Linked DNA regions of Homo sapiens: regions 2 and 3 are each linked to region 1. The links are chromatin contacts, found by Hi-C or POLR2A ChIA-PET in ENCODE. All regions are on one chromosome and are shown on one strand. Each heading gives the region's core, a stretch centred on a gene start or an enhancer-like site at or near the end of the contact. The rest is flanking DNA. Distances are from core to core; before and after follow the strand shown.

Region 1 (3,839 bases), core at 1,046-3,545:
GTTCCATTAGTGCAGCTGTACAATTCATACTTCACGCTCACTCACAAGGCCCCACTATAGTGATCAGATGAAAGGAATGATGTATGCTGTTTATTAGCTCTGAAGAACTTGCAGACATTTTCACCAGGCTGATAACAGGAAGGGGCTTATTGAAGTAGAGAAGCACCAACAAAAGGAGTAGGCATATCACCACGGCAACAAATGGATCCATCAAGAGCCACTGCTATTATCTCTGAGGGGGAAAAACTCTTGAGGCAACAAGGATTCATCTCAAATAAATAAATAAGCAAGCTACATTACAGGGGAAGGGAATCCCCTCCCCCTGTCCCGGCGCATGAGGCTATGTCAAAGGGCATAATGCAAGTTTCTGCTCACTTTAATATTATGAAGGTGAGAAATTGTCACTATGACAGGGTGAGGATACTCTTTAAACTTTGGAAGGCAGAAAGATCAAAGGTGGATGTCTTGGCTAGACTAAACCCATTTTATGATATGACTTATGGTAGGTCACTGGACTTAAAAACTCAGTGTTTCTTCTGAGTTGGGAATGAAACCCTGAGGTGCTCAGTATCTACCGTCCTGGTCAGAACAGAATGTAGGAGTGAGCTGAATGCAATGGGAGAGGAAAGGGCTGGGAGTAGTAGTCGGCTACATGACCACACAGCTGCCCTTGCCAAATGCTTAAGCAAATAAACATAAAACTAGAGAAAATCTTAACCACTTTCACAGTAATCCCTATAAGGAGTTAACTGTATAAAAATGATAAATACCTAAACAACATATTTGGTTTCTTGGTTTCAAAGTTTTAATATTTTATCCACTGGGTAAGTCAACAAATGCTTGATGATCTCCTGTATGGAGAGCAGTTAATATGAGCAGAGATGTGGTTTTCTCATTTGCTGAGCTTAAAAACCCAACTGAACCTACTTCCAAAATTAATTTCCTGTTCATATGTCCATAAGCCTATAGAAATGTAAATCAGATAATGTTTTGATAATCAGCTAACCAGGACTTAATTTACTACAGCAATAAATGCACTTCACAATCCCTTTTATATTTTTTCCACTAATACATTTTAACTGTGTAGAAATATAGTACTTCATAGGATTAACACACATATTAATAGAGGTTTAATCACTGAAGAAAAGCATTATGCTTACAGAATATGCATCTTCTAGGTTTTTTGTTTTTTTTTAAATGGCTAGGTGGCTGAATAGCATACCCTTTACAGGCACAGCAAACCGTCTGAATAGCAGCTGCTCAGTTTAACTTATTCTTTTAAAGGGAAATATATTCTAACAGGACATGTAGCTGTTGAAAATTTTTAAGAAAAACCTGATAGACACCAATTTAAAATTGTTTCAATTTAGACTCAAAATGAGACCACTACAAATAGTCAACAGCAGGGGGATGAGACAAATGTATATTAAACAGTTTGTTGAAATGCTTTCCAAAGATCATAAACAAAAGCAGCCTGTTTGTAGCATAGCTCCTGGTGCTTCCCTGGGCATACACAAACAGCACTATTTAGAACTGGTCTTCTTGGAGCTGGCCCCTGCCACCACTGCTCCTGAAGCTTACATCTGTAGAAACCTGCACATTTCCCTGCAGGTTCTCTGATACTGTATCTTGAACTAGAGCACCAGTCAGTTCAGTTGCAGGTTTTGAGAACATTTTAGCTGCCATCATGGTAGGGCTAAGTGTTCATAATAATAAATTTTGCTTCCTTCAAGAAACCAGTTTGCAGACGGATGACAGCAGTGATCAAAGTCACTTTAGTTTCTGCAATTTCCAAAAGTACTTCCATTTGTTTCAAATTCATTTGCTGTCACACCCTTTGCTAAAACGGCTACCAGCAATATCACTAGGGCTGTTCGGTAAACAGTAAAGTGGTCAACTTCACCAGAAGCCACTTCAACAGCTACCACAATTACTGGTTCCTTTTTAGTCACAAGTATCCTCACTTCAGTTGTGAATATATGGTATGGTAATTCTGAATGACAGTCATATGGAGTAATGGGCAAAGGCAATAAAAACAAACTCTTGCCACTGCCTGTCATGACCTTGATCTTCCTCTGCTGCTCAACATCATCAAGAGGTGCTCCTTCATATTTTTCTAAATGCCACCCACAAAGCCATTCTCACTGTCTGGTGGGCACCCTGAGAGCCTTTGCTGGAAATGCCTCCCTGGCTCAGCCTGCCTACCAAGCTCCAAGGCCCTTCCCTTCACGGCCGACACGAGGCCAGCCTGGAAGGAACCCTGATGAAGCTGCTGTTTCAGGGTCATATTGGTGCCATCTGTGAGGAACTCCATGACTCAGCAAGGATCCTTGCACTCTCATAGGTAACTCAAGGCCCCCAAAGTGGTGCTGTGGTTGTCCGAGTGCCCAGGGAGCCTCTCGAGTGTGGTGAGCGTTGGATGATGCCCCAGCAGTGCTTCTCAGACCGCCTGAGGGGAACGCTGGAGCTTCCTAACTCAGGAGACCAATTTCTAAATACAAAAAACACTCCTAATGGGGAGGGGTCAGGGGCACAGGGATCTTCATATCTCAAGGCTTCTGTAAAAACAGACCTTCAGATAAAATGTGGAAAGACTAGCAAAAGCAAATATACAATGTGTGACTCAGGTTGAAGCTACGTAACTTCTCAATAGTCCAGAGGCCCTAAGACCTAATAGTGGCCAAACAATTATTTCAAAGGCCAGACATATGCCCTTTAAGGGCTGTTTATACCCTACTGGTCACATGAAAAGATATAAATGAATGAATGAATGAATGAATGAAAAAGAGAAAGGAGCTTGAACTGGCAGATAACTTTTTAAAAGCCATAAAGAGGCCAGGCGTAGTGGTTCATGCCTGTAATCCCAGCTCTTTGGGAGACGGAGGCGGGCGAATCACAAGGTCAGGAGTTCAAGACCAGCCTGACCAACACAGTGAAACCTCGTCTCTACTAAAAATACAAAAATTAGCCAGGCATGGTGGCGCATGCCTGTAATCCCACTGTAATCCCAGCTACTCAGGAAGCTGAGGCAGGAGAATCGCTTGAACCTGGGAGGTGGAGCTTGCAGTGAGCCGAGACTGCATCACTGCACTCCAGCCTAGGCAACCGAGCAAGACTCCGTCTCAAAACAAAAAATAAAATAAAATAAAGATATTTACTGTGCTATGTTGTTCTGGTAGTATACTTGTAAGATTTTTGCCAAAAACCACCCAAAAAATATTTTTCAATTTATCAAGCAGATTATTACACATCAAAACCTACCAAGTAATGATGGAAAATATGAAGTTAGTTTTTTTTTTTTTGAGACAGTCTTGCTCTATTGTGAACTGTTATACTAAAGATAGACAGATATAGTCTTATGCCTATTTCCATTATCTGCATAATGTAACCTTTAAAAATATTCCTTAAATTGTTAACTTTATAGGAATAAGATACTGGAAAATGGTTAGAAAGTTCACCAAAACCTTACAAACTCACATGTCCTCAACTGTAATGTCCTTGAGGATCTGGCAGTAGTCCACATTCCATACAGCCTGATCGTCCCAAACCTTGGAGGCAAGAAGAATGGCTCCCAGAACAATCCTTTTCCAGTTGGTGGGACAAATGTCGATTTCAGCATAAGTTAAAAGCCTTTCTAAGTAAACCTGTAAAATAGAGCACTGGTCTTTGATTTTAGTTCAGTTTAAATGCTTTGATAAGCTTTTTTTTTTTTTTTGAGACGGAGTTTCACTCTTGTTGCCCAGGCTGTAGTGCAATGGTGCGATCTCGGCTCACAGAACCTCCGCCTCCCAGGTTCAAGTGATTCTCCTGCCTCGGCCTCCCGACTAGGTGGGATTACA
Region 2 (3,780 bases), core at 744-3,243, 44 kb before region 1:
TTTTCCCCCATCTTTCAAATGTAGTTAGAACTTATGATATCCAAGTGCACAGATCTTGTGTACAATTTGGTCAGTTCTAACAAATGCTTACATCTGTGTAACCTACACACCTATCAAGATATGGAACATTTTTCGCTGGGCACAGTGGCTCACACCTGTAATCCCAGTGCTTTGAGAGGCTGAGGCAGACAGATCACCTGAGGTTAGGAGTTCAAAACCAGCCTGGCCAACATGGTGAAACCCCGTCTCTACTAAAAATACAAAAAATTAGCTGTTCATGGTGGTGGGAGCCTGTAATCCCAGCTACTCAGGAGGCTGAGGCAGGAGAATTGCTTGAACCCAGGAGGCAGAGGTTGCAGTAAGCCGAGATCCTGTCACTGCACTCCAGCTTGGGCGACAGAGAGAGACTCTGTCTCAAAAAAACAAAACAAAACAAAACCCAAAAAGCAGGATATGGAACATTTTTAAGATGAACCCAAAAAACTTTCCTCATGCCCCTTTCCAAGTAATCGTCTTCTCCTTCTGTCCTCTGTGCATCTTCCTATCCTTCCAGCCCCTGCAAGCAAACATGGACCTGATTTCTAGTTTTGCATGATCTAGAACATCGTGTAAGCAGAGTCATATGGCATGTACTCTTGTCTCTAGCTTCTTTCACTCAACATAATTTCTTAAGCTTCATTCATGCGGTCATATGGATCGGTAGTTTGTTCCTTTTTTTTTTTTTTTTTTTGAGACAGAGTCTTGTTTTGTCGCCCAGGCTGGAGTGCAGTGGCGCGATCTCGGCTCACTGGAAACTCCGCCTCCCAGGTTCAAGCGATCCTCCTGCCTCAGCCTCCCGAGTAGCTGGGATTATAGGTGTGGGCCACCACGTCCAGCTAATTTTTGTATTTTTAGTAGAGATGGCGTTTCACCATGTTGGTCAGGCTGGTCTCGAACCCCTGACCTCATGATCTGCCTGCCTCAGCCTCCCAAAGTGCTGGGATTACAGGCACGAGCCACTGCGCCCGGCTAGTTTGTTCTTTTTTATTGATGAGTAATAACCTGTTGCATGGATCTACCACAATTTGCGTATTCATCTGTCAGTTGACACCTGGACTGTTTTCAGTTTTTGATTATTACAAATAAAAATACAGAGAAAGGCCGGGTGCGGTGGCTCATGCCTGTAATCCCAGCACTTTGGGAGGGTGAGGCAGGCAGATCACCTGAGGTCAGGAGTTCAAGACCAGCCTGGCCAACACGGCAAAACCCTATCTCTACTAAAAATACAAAAATTTGCCGGGCATGGTGGCACACGCTTGTAATCCCAGCTACTCAGGAGGCTGAAACAGAAGAATTGCTTGAACCCAGGAGGCAGAGGTTGCCGTGAGCTGAGATCGCACCACTGCACACTCCAGCCTGAGCGACAGAGCAAGACTCTGTCTCTAAAAAACAAACACAGCAAAAAAAAAAAAAAAAAAAAAAACAAAAAAAAAAAACATGTCTAAGTCTTTTTGAAGATAGGTGTTTTTCCTCTCTTGGGTGAATGTCTAGGAGCAGAATGGCTGGATTAAAGCTGACTGTTTTCCACATTCTTCCTGTCACTCAGTACCTCAAGATTCACTGCCTGGACAAAATGGAGGCAAAGAGAGTTTGGGGGAAAATATAAGCTGGAATGGGAGGCGGCAGCATTTTAGAGTAGGAGATACCAGGAACTTGGATTTGTAAGACCTCAGCCAGCTCTCGCTTCTCCTGGGACTGACTTTGTCTTTGGTGAGTCAATCATTCAGGACCCCAGTCCCCTCATGTGTAAAGAGAGCAGTCATGCTAAAGAGCTCCAAGTAGGAGCACACATTTTCAAAGGTAGATGCCCCAGGAATGAAGCTGGGCCATTAGCCAACTCCTTGCCCCGTCTTGGAGGTGAGAAGACGTGGTCAGGCTCCCCACCACTGAGTCCAAGTGAGGAAAATGGCATGTTCAGCATGGCTTTCTGGAGGTGGCTAGGGAAGAACAAACCAGTGACTCATCTAGATCCAGGAAGTTCTGTCTTTGTTCAGCCTCCAGCTCACAGTTGAGCTGTGGCGGGGTGGGGGGGGGTGGGGGGAGGGGGGGAAGGGGGAGGAGATTCCGGTCTTCTGCACCTCCTTCTATGTAATCTGGAAAGTAAGCTTGGATTCTAGTCCCGGCCCACTACTAACCAAGGGAGCTTGGACAAGCCACCTAACATCCAGGCACTTCAGGGAGCTTCCATTCAGCAACATGTATAAAGCAGTCCCATAATAAAATAAGGAAATGTGTTATTAGAAGTGACAATGAGAAATGCTGAGGACTAAGGTTTGGGGATGTAGAGATAAGCAATTCATGAAACTCTGCAAACAGCAACTTCCCATCTCTCCCGGTTTTCTCTCTCAATATCTTTATTTCCAGTTCCCCAGTCAAATGCAACAGCTCCCCCAGCCACCCCCACCGCGCCCAACCCCTCTTGCCCCCCCGCCCCCCACCCCCCACACCAGTGAATGCCTGCTAGGCTCCAGGTGTTTATCTGGACTGGAATGCCCCCATCCCTGGAGGGTCAAATACTTCTTGCCAGGTAATAGAGCTCCAGGAGGACAGGGTTGGACGCTAAGAGAGGCAGGCCTGGGCTGGAATGCTGACTCCACTTGCTAGTGGGCAGATGTGGAACTGGGAGTTACCTCATCTCATTTTCCCCAGGTACAAAGTGGAGCCAGTGCTACCTTCCTTGGAGGAGTCTTTTGAGGACTAAATTAAAAGCTATAGTTTAGCATCATGCTAGTACATCATAGGTGCTGAAATAAACATTTGCACTGAATAAAAGTAAAGAACGATCCATGGATGTTTTTGGGGAGCTGTGAAAATAATTTGTTTAGGGAAGTGTTAGATATGGATCAGAGATCATGAGCTCCATGAATTTAAGGGACCCTGTCCTTCAGGTTTATCTGGCACAGTGCGTGGCATATCACTGGCACTTGATAGTACTTGTCCAATGAATTATTCCATAAGGAAGACCTTGGATAGCAAATTGTTCAATTTGCAAATCCAGTGATTGTTTTGTCCTTTTATTTAACAGTGATTACATGCTAATCTCCAGGGCAGGCTCTGAGAAAGGCACAGAAGCCAGACCCTGCCTTCTTAGGGGTGCTGCATAAAAGCCAGGTTTCATGATGTTAGGGATGAGGATTTGGCTGGGGAGTGGAAAAACTGGAGCACAAGGGACACTGATGGGTGGGAGGCTAGCCGGGAGGCTCTAGCTGTGGCTGGACAGGACCAGGCAAGGCTGGGAATGTGGCCAGAGGCACTGGTTTGAGAGATAGTACCAGGGGAGAGTTCTCAACTGGTGGAGGAAGGGAGACCTCAAGACAAGTTCAGGTTTTTGTAGACAGATTTTCTAGCCATGTGCTTGGCCACTGGAGAGTAGAACCTTCCTTGCCATGGTGGTGACAAGTTGTTGTGTCTTGGGGAGAAAGCCTCCCCTATTCCAGAAGGGCAGTGGGCTGGTGTGAAAGACCTCCACAGATGGGACTCCCAACCTTCTGGGAGTCCATCTGATTCTGCAGAGCAGGGGGTTTCCTGATGTTCCTGGGATATGGTAGAAACTTCAACTGCCCCTCTCCCTGCTCCACTCTGTCCTGCTCACAACAGGGTAGACTGATATTCACACTGATAGAGAGCACTTTTCCAGGGAAACCCCAAATGCCATAGCCTGAGGCCCAAGGCCTAGAGGCTTTCTGAAGAGGGTAGGAACTGGGCTGAGCTCAGAGGAGCTTGTTGAAATATTAAACAAGC
Region 3 (4,256 bases), core at 1,176-3,675, 54 kb after region 1:
TGATGGTTAATATTGAGTGTCAACTTGATTGGATTGGAGGATGCAAAGTATTGTTCCTGGGTGTGTCTGTGAGGGTGTTGCCAAAGGAGATTAACGTTTGAGTCAGTGGGCTGGGAGAGGCAGACAAACCCTCAATTTGTGTGGGCACCATCTAATCAGCTGCCAGCATAAAAGCAGGCACGGAAAGAGCAGACTGGCTGAGTCTTTTAGCTTCCATCTTTCTCCCGTGCTGGATGCTTCTTGCCTTTGAATATCAGACTCTGAGTCCTTCAGCTTTTGGACTCTTGGACTTACACCAGTGGTTTGCCAGGGGCTCTCGGGCTTTCGGCTACAGACTGAAGGCTGCATTATTGGCTTCCCTACTTTTGAGGTTTTGGGACTTGGAGTGGCTTCCTGGCTCCTCAGCTTGCAGACAGCCAATTATGGGACTTCACCTTGTGATCATGTGAGTCAATTCTCCTAATAAACTCCCCTTCACATATTCATTTATCCTATTAGTCGTGTCCCTTTAGAGAACCCTGACTAATACAGGGTGTATGTACTTTTTTTGCTTCCTTCTGCTCAAAGTCTCTCCACATCCTCCCCCAAACTGCCCACCCCAAGGCCAATCAACTCCATCTACATACACTTGTCCTTCCACTCCAGGCTGCTTTTGACAGTTATTCAACAAAAACAAGGGATCAAACTCAGGGCACGTGAATTGGAAAAAATAACAATAAAAAACAAAAAATGCCATTAGTAAGAGCCCAGGTTCTTGGGCCCATCTGCTCACTTGACCACAGAAGAAAGGTGACACTAAAAAGACAGGTAGGGGCTGGATGCGGTGACTCACACCTGTAATCCTAGCACTCATGCCCGTAATCCCAGCACTTCGGGAGGCCGAGGTGGGCGAATCATGAGGTCAGGAGATCGAGACCATCCTGGCCAACATGGTGAAACCCTGTCTCCACTAAAATATAAAAAATTAAGCCAGGCATGGTGGTGCGTGCCTGTAGTCCCAGCTACTCGGGAGGCTGAGGCAGGGGAATTGCTCGAACCTGGGAGGCAGAGGTTGCAGTGAGCCGAGATTGCACCACTGCACTCCAGCCTGGCGACAGAACAAGACTCTGTCTCAAAAAAAAAAGATAGGTAGGGCTGGGCACGGTGGCCCACACCTGTAATGCCAGCACTTGGAGAGGCTGAGGTGGAGGATAGCTTGAGCCCTGGAGGTCAAGGCTGCAGTAAGCAATTATCGTGCCACTGCACTCCAGCCTGGGCGATAGAGCAAGACTCTATCTAAAAAAAGAAATGATAGGCAGTGGTGCCTATCTAATTAAGCTGGACATTTCCAGGAGCAAACATCTTGAGACTGAAAAGGGGACATCAGGAGGCCACTAGCTCTGGGCCTCACTATCACCAAGGGCCTCAGTGCCACCAGGTCACACCCACAGTTAAATAGAAGCACTGGCAGGTTTGAAGAAAGAAGATGGCATCGACCAACTTCAGCTCTCTGTCTCATTACTGTCTCACCTCTCATGAACTATGAACCAATATTTTAAATAAACCCCCTAATAACCCCCCAGTCACTTTGGGAATATAATAATTACACTGAACTGAATGTGTGTGTGCATGTGGATGTTGGAATTGCTTACTTGTTAAATACTGATGTTTAAAATACACGACAAATCTTGTAACCCTATTTTGGCATATCTTTTTCTTCTTCTTTTTGGTTTTTGTTTAATATGGAAGTGGACAGTGCCTCTCTTGACCTCTGGAAGGCCCTATGAAAACCTGAAACCGAGGCAAGGTGACAAAGTCTGGTCATTCAGCACTAAGGGCCGCCTCAGATTACTTCTTTACTTAGAAAAACAAAATGTTGTTGCAAAAGATTCAGAGTCACAAATATTCTTCCCGGGCCTGTCAGTTTCTGAATTCTTAGATTTTTCATTTAATTTAGCCATCAGGGAATTTCTGAGACTAGAAATACCTAGGCAGAACCCAAACAAAATCTCGAGCACGAGCCCATATCTTCAAGGTTGGTGAGAATCAGATATGTGTCTGGGCTAAAGTGAGCGAGGGAACTGATTTTTACCCCATGCAGTCACCTCAGGATCAGATAGAAGGTGAATGAGAGGTTGCACGTGTCTCGATGTGTATCTTACCAGATCCTCATGCTTATTTTCTTGAGCAATCCTAAATACCTTGTTTAGAATGTTTGCAAAACTATAGTTTAGTCTTTGTAACTGCCACTTCCTACCAGAAACTAGAATGCCATATGTTCAGTATAGAAATGACAACATAAAGCTTTTTAACAACTCTTGTCCTCTGTAATAGTACTGTCCCCTTGAGTTTGAGGGATCATGACACTGTCTGTATGTAGTTTTAAATTCCCCAGTGATGCCAAATATATTTGTGTCAACAGATACTGTTCCAAAATACCGGAGTTCAACTTAGCTGAATACCAAGGGACTGACTCAAATTACTTTGAAGGAAATAAATATATCTTTACCGAACTCATATGACAAACTGTAGAAAACTCAGAAAATTTGTATTATAAAGAGTTAGAAAGTAGTAAAGTAGGAAATTTCCAAAAAGGCTAATAAGTTTTATGCTTTAATTATATTAGTGTAGCCCTTTTCAATTCACTTTTTTAGCAGCCATATGTGAAAATGCTGATTTTGCTAACTAGTGATAGTATTTAATTAATTACTAATACTAAATAATTATTGTTAGAAACATAGAAAGCTGTCTTTTACTACAGAACTTTTCAATATAGTGAACTAATAATCATAGTAATAATAATCATCAAGTTAATACCTAATTTTGAGGACTTAAGATGAGCTGAGAGCTCTGCTAAGCACTTTTTTAATTTTTAATTTTTTTTTTTTTTTTTTTTTTGTGGAGATAGGGTCTCACTTTGTTGGCCAGGCTGGTCTCAAACTCCTGGGTTCAAGCAATCTGCCCACCTCTGTCTCCCAGGGTGTTGGAATTACAGGCATGAGCCACCCCACCTGGCCGTAAGTACTTTTATAGGTTGTCTCATATAAACCTCCCAACAACCTTATGAGATAGGGGAAATAATTTTTTACTTCAGAGCCTAGGGATCATAATGGCTAAGATTTTTATTGAGAATTTACTATGTGACAGGTGCTGTTCTAGGTCCTGTATGTGGATTAACTCATTCATTCCTCACGACTACCCACAAAGCAGCACTCTCATTATTCCCATCTTAGGGAATAAGGAAACAGAGCTGAAGTGACCCGCCCAAGGTCTCATAGCTGTAAGTGACAAGCCAACATGCTCAGGCTCTAGCAATCTGGCTCTAAGCCCAATCTTTTCCTCTCTAAATGGCTAGTCAACACTAGTTACATTATCTTTAAGACTTTTGCATGCCAGGAACTGTCTCAAACGATCTTCAGCTATTAAATTATTTCTCCATGAGGAGCTCATTGTTTTTCCCATTACTCAGATGAAGAAAGTAAGGTACAGGTCACTTGCTCAGAGTTTAGAGCTAGGATTCAAAATCTGGTTTTGCCTGATTCCCAGGCTCTTACTGTTTCCACCTTACTGCACAGGAAAAGTTGGTATGGCTTCTAAAGATGCATCGTGACTCCAAAGGAAAAGTATATGCATAGTGAAAATTTGATTAATCAGGTCATGAAATAGAAGAAATGCCCCGCAAACACAGTGTGCCACATGTTAGACACACACACGGGAGTGCAGAGCTAGATGACACCCTTCCTTTGTCTCCTTGCATCTTCCAGGGTTCTGGCCCTAGAAAAAGATTAAAAATGGGCAGGGGAGGCTGGGCGCAGTGGCTCATGCCTGTAATCTCAGCACTTTGGGAGGCCGAGGCGGGCGGATCACAAGGTCAGGAGATGGAGACAATCCTGGCTAACACGGTGAAACTCCATCTCTACTAAAAATACAAAAAATTAGCGGGGCGAGGTGGCAGAAGCCTGTAGTCGCAGCTACTGGGGAGGCTGAGGCAGGAGAATGGCGTGAACCTGGGAGGCAGGGCTTGCAGTGAGCCGAGATCGCGCCACTGCACTCCAGCCTGGGCCACAGAGCGAGACTCCATCTCAAAAAAGGACGGGGGAAGCTGCCATCTTCAGCAAACCAGACTTGGAAGACATCCATGAGTCCTGGTTGCATCCAACCCGACTCTTTATTGGGCTTGCCCAGGCTGGAAGACACAGGGTCAGAATCTATCCTCATGGTTTCTCATATTTTAAAATTATTACCTGGGAGTAGTGGGCCATACTTACAGGGCCAGC

What was found. Hi-C counts contacts between places; a loop is a spot of excess contacts on that map. ChIA-PET counts read pairs that join two places held with the same protein, here RNA polymerase II (POLR2A). Pooled maps may share reads with other maps.
Region 2: POLR2A ChIA-PET joins it to region 1 with 14 read pairs in HepG2. The contact joins two enhancer-like sites. A Hi-C loop is called at or near these places in 2 of 50 pooled maps. POLR2A ChIA-PET finds 5 or more read pairs at or near these places in 2 of 52 experiments (HepG2 and K562).
Region 3: a map of CD4-positive, alpha-beta T cell shows a loop between it and region 1 (1.9-fold over the local background). The contact joins two enhancer-like sites. A Hi-C loop is called at or near these places in 6 of 168 maps with a recorded cell type or tissue (CD4-positive, alpha-beta T cell, Caco-2, GM12878 and 3 more) and 10 of 50 pooled maps. POLR2A ChIA-PET finds 5 or more read pairs at or near these places in 5 of 52 experiments (A549, B cell, HepG2 and 2 more).

Annotation. Positions count from the first base shown.
Region 1 is chr2:207,746,852-207,750,690 of GRCh38, reverse strand. It overlaps CCNYL1 (cyclin Y like 1), which reads right to left. Exons shown (of 10, transcript NM_001330218.2): 8 at 3,478-3,644. Among named protein-coding and RNA genes, the nearest start is that of MIR4775, 6.0 kb to the left of the region's middle. Within about 2 kb of position 2,295, at least 3 of the 41 ENCODE cell types and tissues checked have a DNase peak (open chromatin) inside an H3K27ac peak, as active enhancers do.
Region 2 is chr2:207,790,589-207,794,368 of GRCh38, reverse strand. No RefSeq gene overlaps it. Among named protein-coding and RNA genes, the nearest start is that of FZD5, 23 kb to the right of the region's middle. Within about 2 kb of position 1,993, at least 6 of the 41 ENCODE cell types and tissues checked have a DNase peak (open chromatin) inside an H3K27ac peak, as active enhancers do.
Region 3 is chr2:207,693,025-207,697,280 of GRCh38, reverse strand. No RefSeq gene overlaps it. Among named protein-coding and RNA genes, the nearest start is that of CCNYL1, 16 kb to the left of the region's middle. Within about 2 kb of position 2,425, at least 2 of the 41 ENCODE cell types and tissues checked have a DNase peak (open chromatin) inside an H3K27ac peak, as active enhancers do.